3 separate regions of the Homo sapiens genome follow, and regions 1 and 2 are each linked to region 3. The links are chromatin contacts, found by Hi-C or POLR2A ChIA-PET in ENCODE. All regions are on one chromosome and are shown on one strand. The core of a region is the stretch at or near the end of the contact, and the rest is flanking DNA. Distances in the headings are between cores, read along the strand shown.

Evidence for each region. A loop is a pair of places that touch in the nucleus more often than their neighbours do. ChIA-PET counts read pairs that join two places held with the same protein, here RNA polymerase II (POLR2A). Pooled maps may share reads with other maps.
Region 1: a map of PC-3 shows a loop between it and region 3 (9-fold over the local background). The contact joins two enhancer-like sites. A Hi-C loop is called at or near these places in 8 of 168 maps with a recorded cell type or tissue (IMR-90, PC-3, adrenal gland and 5 more) and 6 of 50 pooled maps.
Region 2: a map of Caco-2 shows a loop between it and region 3 (8-fold over the local background). The contact joins two enhancer-like sites. A Hi-C loop is called at or near these places in 9 of 168 maps with a recorded cell type or tissue (CD4-positive, alpha-beta memory T cell, Caco-2, MCF 10A and 5 more) and 10 of 50 pooled maps. POLR2A ChIA-PET finds 5 or more read pairs at or near these places in 1 of 52 experiments (H1).

What each region holds. Positions count from the first base shown.
Region 1 is chr2:189,392,022-189,394,875 of GRCh38, forward strand. It overlaps a transcript of COL5A2 not described here. Among named protein-coding and RNA genes, the nearest start is that of WDR75, 48 kb to the right of the region's middle. Within about 2 kb of position 1,555, at least 4 of the 41 ENCODE cell types and tissues checked have a DNase peak (open chromatin) inside an H3K27ac peak, as active enhancers do.
Region 2 is chr2:189,286,754-189,289,604 of GRCh38, forward strand. It overlaps a transcript of COL5A2 not described here. Among named protein-coding and RNA genes, the nearest start is that of COL5A2, 110 kb to the left of the region's middle. Within about 2 kb of position 1,283, at least 3 of the 41 ENCODE cell types and tissues checked have a DNase peak (open chromatin) inside an H3K27ac peak, as active enhancers do.
Region 3 is chr2:189,346,298-189,349,152 of GRCh38, forward strand. It overlaps a transcript of COL5A2 not described here. Among named protein-coding and RNA genes, the nearest start is that of WDR75, 94 kb to the right of the region's middle. Within about 2 kb of position 1,359, at least 6 of the 41 ENCODE cell types and tissues checked have a DNase peak (open chromatin) inside an H3K27ac peak, as active enhancers do.

The DNA.
Region 1 (2,854 bases), core at 305-2,804, 46 kb after region 3:
CCATGGTAATACATGATAATATTCCTTTATTCTCACTATTTTTAAAAATAAAACAATTTGAGCAATGTTAATATTGGCATATACAAATGCATTTTTACATTTATGTATCAAGTTATAAAATATCTGAGAAGTTTAGACATTGGGCTTAACTCAACTGCTCAAAATTCCACATAAACCTAGGAAGTAAAATTTGGGGATGTGAATAACTGCCAATGCAATCCCTAGAATGAGTACCTTTACAATGTTGTTAATAGATTTTGGACTCAACCAGAGCTGGAAATATCTACAACACTCAGGAACTACTTCCTAAAAGATGTCATACTGACTTTGACCTTATCCTCTATAGAAATAGTTATGCTCTCCTCCACTCCTGATTATCCTAGTCTTTCACAATCATATCAAATGATTATCTGTCCCTTTTCTTTAACTCATAAAATAAAATCAGAGTTTACATGTCCTTACCCCTGGAAGTAAAGAACGTTCCTTTCTTCTTCCTTTAACTTTATAGGACAAATATACTTCCACATGCACCTATCTAAAGAAGCAAATCATCTTACTTTATCACCAAGAAAAATGCTTTCCTTCATCCCATTACTCCCAGGCTGTAAAAAGCTTAGTCCCAGCCTTGTAGCAGGGAGGAGGTAGGGAAGATGGGAAAAAATAGAAACAGGGCAAGAATTCATTGCAGTGTTAACAGATGTGATAGGCACAGTAAATCATACTCATCAAATGGCCCAAGGTGCAGGTAACCATTTGAAGGACCATCTATTTTCTAACCTTGCCTAGAAGCCTTGTTAAGGATTTAGTCTAGTGATGAATTATCCAATCACCTGGGCAGACTAAGTATCTACCCTAAAGGTACTACCAGTAGGTAAGAAGAATTAATTTTTGGAAATACCACATTTATCTGTAAGAGAAAAAGTCTGTAGTATCAGTTACATCTATGTTCCCCATATAGTCATATCTTATTGCTTCTGTTTACAGAATAGAACTCTACGCATAAATAAAAGAAAAAAAACTTTACTGTAGGAACAAGTAGTGAAAATAATTTATTTGCCAATTTGCATTTAATTAACAATGTCATTTTAGCATCATATGTGTGCCCCTGCAACTCACAACCTCCCACTTTTTCAAACTTTTTTTTTTAATCTTCAAATCCTTTTTACAGAAAAACACACAAAAAAATTGCTTTCAGCTGTGACTTCATTCTGTATGTCTAAAAGTACTATGATTTTCCAATCTTGGGTCTGGCAATATCCTTGTTTATTCTTTTAAAAAAATAAGTAAAATTGAAAGAAAACTAATAACTAAATTGGATTACACTATGTCCCATTTTGTAGTCACTGGAAAACTTCATATGCAAATAGCTTTTACACAATCTCATTAATTCTTTTTTTAATATGTTTTTCAGCTTAAATATGGACTAGTACTACAGAGACCCATCTTTCTATAGTTTAATTAATATCTCTATTTAAATTGTATGAAACTTCCAGAGAGAATGTGAGTCATTGTCAAAGTAGTATCTGTATAACATCTGATGGTTAATGAGATGGGTTTGTGGTTTGAGGAATGCTGTTTATAACAGGGAGATTTAAAGTTGAGTTCCCCTGGACAACAGTGACTCAACTCTTTCCCAATTTACAAAGAAGCATTAGTCATGAAGTGATAACTGGATCTTTCAATAATTAGGTCTTACTCCTTCATTCTTATAGCTTCTATTAGATCTCCCATTTCTAAATTGCCAGAAGAAATGAACTTGCAAGTGCCTTTACTTTATGCCAAATTTCCCTCAATATTTCCTAGTTACAGTAGCAAAACATAGTAATGTCTGGCTTTTCACAGCATGCAAGACCTTCGCCACAATAGTTTCCAGCTGCCTGCCTGCCTTTACAGCCTTAAAAGACGTTCTGTCCACTTAACTTTCATTTCTTCTCAGCCAAAGTTTTTATGCTCCCCATCTGTTGTAGGCCATTTTCTTCCATTCAACTTTATTCATCAGAAGCTAAATGAGGCCTCACCTTGAGCATACCTCCTAATCACACATTCCTATGGCAACCAATTCTGTATAATTGCTTGAGTCCTTTAAGGTCATTATTGTGTATTCTTTCCAAGGGACTATCCTTCTAGCAGAAAAGATAAGTTGTTCTTGGATAATGTTGATTTTAACCTAAAGTAGGTAATATAGTAGGAGAAATAACCACATAATATGAATTGAAGAGTATAAGAAAGATTTTGAAAAAAAAACATTAGATTCTTCATACAAAGCCTTTTTTAAATTTAAATATGAATAGTCTTGGGAGAGTTACTATGGACTGAATGTTTGTGTCCCCCAGAAATTTATAGGTTGAAAACCCTAATACCCAATGTGATGGTATTTGGATATGGGGACCTTTGGAAGGGATTAGGTCATGAGAGTTACCTTATAAAGGGATTAGCGCCCATCTAAGAGGAGACACGAGTGAGCCCACTTCCTCTCTCTGCTCTCTAACATATTCTCTGTCTGCAAACCAAGAATAATACTTTCAACATGAACTTGTCCATACTAGCACCCTGATCTCAGACTTCCATCTTCCAGAACCATGAGAAATAAATGTTTCTTGTTTAGCTATCCAGTCTGTTACAGTAGCCTGAAGTGGGTAAGGCAGCTTAATTCAGCAAAGTAATCACATAATAAAAACAGAGACATAAAACCTCTGTCTCCATGACAGGCTCATAAAGATACAAAGTATGAAAGGCACAATGAAATAGAAAAAAGGTATACAATAAAATGAGGTAAACCTTGCTGAAAGATAATTCTATCTAATTGAAATGTGGTCCTTTCCCAGAGACTCACTTTTTTGCTCATAGACTATAA
Region 2 (2,851 bases), core at 33-2,532, 60 kb before region 3:
TCCCAATTCATAAATACAATATGGAATTAGTTTTGTCTGTGATTTTAAAATCTTAGAATGTCTATTTTTAACAGCAGAGAAAAATATTCTAACATAGGAAATAATTTTAGATTCATAAGTTCCTTTGTAGGAAGAAATTTTTACCTATTATTCTTTCAAAAATCAGAAGCAAAATGTCAGAAGCAAAAAAAACTTAAGAATGAACATCTACTTTGTGGATGTTAATTTAGAGTAATATCATAGTATCTATTACCTATCTCCTGGGAAAGATATGGTTTATACTTTTGAGACAACCTGCCCAAATTTAAGAAGTATCAGTTGCATCCCTGAGAAGCCATGGAATGCAGTAGTTAAGAACACAGAACAAATATTGGTTCTGTCACATAGTAGCTTAAAATCTCAGAGTTCCATATAAAAATTAAAAAAAAAATAGTACCAAATTGAGAGTTATTTTTGACTGAAGTAAAATAGCATCTGTGAAGTACTTGGCACATAATCAATGGTAGTTATCATTAAAGGTATAAAATTTTTTTACAAAAATTTTTTTACAAAAAGCCTAATGAATGACAGAATAAAAAATGTTATTTGCTTTCCAATTTTGTTACTGACCACTGAGATATGGGCATGGAAGTGGCACAAGCACAATGGACACAGGATCAGCGACTTGGAAGGTGGGGAGGTTGGGGAAAGATGAATGATGTATGAGTGAAAAAGCCCCTTCTCTATTCAGTTCAACAAATATTTGATGAGCTCCCACTATAATCCCAGTCATCTCAAAAGATGTCTATCACTTCCTTTAAGAGGCTACTCCTGATGGTGAGATAAGACTTGTACCCATGGAACAAGGAAATATATGATGAGGTACTAAAATTAGTAGTAGTATAAAGGATTATGCAGTGACTACTTACTAACAAACCATGTTAAATTACAAGATTTAGAGCAATACACATATAAAACCAGCTGCAAAAATCATTGCAATTACTCTCCTTAAGATAATCTAAAAATGTTATATTCTACTAGTCTGCCTAGAAAAGATATAAAATCCTGACTTCTTTTTGTTACTTTATTTTAGACATCTAGTTTTTTAAATTAAGCAGAAAATCCACTTTGGTTTTATCTATCTGAATGTTAAATGTAATATTTATCTCTTAATGTCTCACACATTTCAAAAACTTATGGTTATATTTCACCCTTTATGTGCCCAAACTATTCAAGGACTTCCAGAGTTGTGTATTACATACAAGCAAAAAACAAAGAGCAACAGCACTGGAGAATTCAACAGATGACAAGAACAGCTACACTAAAAAAAAGATCAGAAAAGAAAGTATGCCACCTGCTGTTTATGGAATGAAAAGAGGTCCCACAGTAAGTATCTGAATACATGAGTCAAAGCCAGAAAAAAAAGACGTTTGGGCTTCTCTCTGCTTTCCTAGATCCTGATTTCAGCATGTTATAACAAGTTTATAACCATGCATATGTTAACTAAAGTTATTGCAAACAAGTCTAGTCTTTGTCTTTCTCCTGCACATTATAAAGGTATTAGGGGTTTTTTCTATCTACTTGTGTTGACCTCATTTGACTTGTTAAGTCCTTGAAAGTAAAGAATGATGTATTTTCTTAACTATGATTGTATAGCTTTAAAAAGCACTACAAGCAGTATCAGGCAGTCAGTAATGTGATGACTATGAATAATCATACATCAACAAACTGTATAGCCTAGAAGAAATAAATTCCTAGACACATACAACCTACCAAGACTGAATAATAAAGAAGCAGAAAATCCAAACAGATGAATAATGAGTAAAGAGATTAAACCAGTAATGAAAAGTTTTCCATGAAAGAAAAGCCTAGAGCCTCGTGGCTTCACTGCTTTTACCAAACGTTTAAGAACAAATACCTATCCTTCTCAATTTCTCTAAAAAAAACTGGACAAAAAAGAATACTTCAAAATGCAATTTATGAGGCCAGCGTTATCCTGATACCAAAGCCAGACAAAGACACTAAAAGAAAAGAAAATTACAGGCCAGTATCCCTGTAAAAATTCAAAATCCTCAACAAAATGCTAACAAACACATTCCACAGCATGTTAAAGGGATCATTCACCGTGACCAACAGGAATTTATCTATGGGATCCAAGGATGTTCAAAAAATGAAGATCAATAAATGTGATACGCCACATTAACATAATGAATGACTAAAATCATATGTTCATCTCAATTGCTGCAGAAAAAGCATTTGACAAAATTCAATATCCATTTCGCTGAAAGTTTCAACAAATTAGGTATAAAAGAAATGTACCTCGACATGGCTGGGCACGGTGGCTCACACCTGTAATCCCAGCACTTTGGGAGGCTGAGGTGGGCAGATCACCTGAGGTCAGGAGTTCGAAACCAGCCTGGCCAACATGGTGAAACCCTGTCTCTACTAAAAATACAAAAATTAGCTGGGCGTGGTGGCGTACACCTGTAATCCCAGCTACTCAGGAGGCTGAGGCAGAGAATCGCCTGAACCTGGGAGGCGGAGGTTGCAGTGAGCAAAGATTGTGCCACTGCACTCCAGCCTGGGCACCCGATCAAGACTCTATCTAAAAAAAAAGAAAAAAGAAAAAAAGAAAAGAAAAGAAATGTACCTCAGGACAGTAAAAATCATATATGACAGGCTCACTTCTAACATCATACTCAATTGTGAAAAGATGAAAGCTTTTTCTCCAAGATCAGGAACACGACAAGGATGCCCACTCTTACCATTTCTATTCAACATAGTACTAAAAGTTCTAGCAAGAGCATTAGTCAAGAAAAAAATGATAAAGCCATTCAAATTGGAAAGAGAGAAGTTAAATCATTCCTGTTTG
Region 3 (2,855 bases), core at 109-2,608:
AACAAGGATAGAAAATAGACAGCAAGTCATTTCAGTAATTGTAAAACCTAACTGGAACTCCAGGATAAGATCCTTTTGCAAGGAAAAATTACTATCAATGTTCATACCAATTTTTGCTTTGGTGACATTTGGAGCTATGTATACATTTCATAAGATATACTCCATATCAAGCCATCAAAATCGTCACATATATATGACATGCTAAAAGCCCAAATCAAAAAAGCATTTTTAAAATATAAATCAGAAACACAATGGAATTAATTTATTTGCTTTTACTATTTTTAACATTACATATAATTTAAAATATATATGACTATGTACAGATATATTAGACAAGTTTAGAAAACAGAAACCAAATTGTTTCCAACAGAGAGGATTTAATGGAAGAAACTGGTTTCACAGGTGTCAGAAGGTTGAATAAGTAAAGTCACATAAAGGTAACTCAGGAAGTAGCTACAATGCCTGAGGTTAGGGAAATAAATGGGAAAAGATGGGGATAACAGGAGGAGGAGCCACCAGACCTGGTGCTCTAAGGAAGAGGCTTGGGTTGGCTGCTGCTGGCTCTCTGAGGGAAATGTTCAGGCATTTCTGGAAGTGCCAACAGGAACTGGAGGCTGGAGCCACTTCCACAATGGAGGCCACCAACTAACGCTTAGGAGAACTGCCATTTTAGAGTTGAAGCCAGCAAGAATAAAACAAATTTTAAAACAGGAAGGAAGTCTTGTCTCCTCTTCCAATCCCCATTCCTCAATAACTTCAAGTCTCACTCCAATACTTTCAAAAAGCTGCCAAGGGAATCAGAGGTATGAAATCTGCAAAGTCACAGCCCTAGCATTACAAACTAGTGTCAAAAAAGGAGGACACGTTGCTGAGAGACAGCAGGCAAATTACTTGCACAACTTTGCTTTTTAAGAAAAGTAAAGGTTAATTGCATTGTAGTTAATAGCACAAAAATTAACATTGAAGAAAGTATCTTGCAAAACATGAGAATTATGGGGACGCTTACATGAACAAATAAGCACATATAAGCAGAAAAGAGAAAGTTGTCCCATGATTAGGAACAGAAAGCAGAAAGAGGGAGGTAAGAAAAAAATATGGACTTCATGGAAAAGATTTATGTTAAAAAAGGAAAAATGACACTAATGTTAAAATACAATAATCATAATATTAAAAGTTCTATATAATTAAATTAGGTTTCAGGTATGAGAAATTGACCATTATATTGGTGCCACAAGTCATCATGAAATGTCTAAAATCTATGATTACTGGGCTTCTAGGCTCATGGCATTTGCTTTGTCAACAAGTGCCCCAGAGTTAAGATAGACCAATAGTGACATCTGCTGCCATGGACTTATTTTTAAAAGGGCCAGTCTTGACATTTGCAAGTTAAGATTCCTGCCAAACCACTGGCCTTCTGCTGTGATGAGTCAGCATTTCTGGAACTCCTGTTTGTCATCTGTGCTATTAGAAGATTTTCTAAGGTGAACACAGAACATGGGAAAATGAGAGAATGTTTGAAAATGTAACTAAAACAAACAAAAACAGTAGGGACAGAGGGAGTAAGTGACGAGACAGAAACTTCACATTGTCTTTTCACATCCTGTTTTTCCTTTGGCTAAGTAAGTCCCAATTAATCTTGCAGTTGTTAGCAAGCATAAGCATGTTTTCAGTGAAAAGAAGGATTAATTTAACTGTTGCCAGCTTCAGTAGATTCCAACCCAAAATTTACAGCATAATATTTAGACCAGAAAAAAAAAATAAAAGTCCAACAACCAAAGGAGGGTATGTGGGAAATTTTTAGAGCAACCCTTGCTTAGGAAACCACTTCCTAGCTAAGTGTTTACCTTGATTATACCTCTTTCAACATCTGCTGACCCTCTGCTTCTTCCTTTTTCCTTTCTGAAAGGCAAGAGAACATAAGGTTTGAATCAAAAATATATTTTTGATATTTAAAAAAACATATTATCACCAGTGTAAAGTGGTCAGTGTGGCTCATTTATATGAACCCACAAATATTACCTCAAGAAAATCATGAGTTAATTTATTTGCTCTAGAAAAAAAATGGCAAATTATATGAATCTCTACCCCAGTTATGAAAGAAGATGAACAAAAGAGACAGATGTTTCAGCTGATGGAGAACTGAATTAAGAGTTCTGGCTAGTACACGTTCTAGTTATGAAATAAGATGAACAAAACAGACAGATGTTTCAGCTGATGGAGAACTGAAGTAAGAGTTATGACTTCTAGTACAAGGTTCTGACCATGCCTCAATGTGTCATCTTGAGGAAATTACATAACTTCTCTGAGCCTTAGTTTTCTCTTCTGTAAAATGAAAGGATGAGGCTATATGAGGGATGAAAAAATGGGATGCAACTCATTTCCCTTCTTGGGTTAACTGGCAATAGTTGCCTATGAGTTAATTGCTGTAACTCATAAGCTGCACCCAGACTCCATGGAAAAGAGTGCTGACTAATTGGCAGGGTCTGCTGTGGACAACATAAATGTGAGCAGCTGCATGCACATCACACAGATATCAATTCACAAACAAGACAATTTATTACTTTTTCTTTAGCTGTAGATTCTGTTACCAGCCATCATTTTTAGTGCCTACTGTATTTTAGCTGTGCAAGATGCTCTAAGAACATTATTTCTAATCTTCACAACATTTTAAAGACAAGAAAACCAAGCCTCAGAAAAATTAAATAATTTTTTCAAAGCTGTATAACATAGCTGGACCCAATTACTAACATAATCTCCCAACATTCTCCATTATAAATAAAAACTTCTCATATTTTGGATCACATCCCCTAGCCCTCTCAAAACACAAAAGCTATATTATAACATAATTGTGTCTT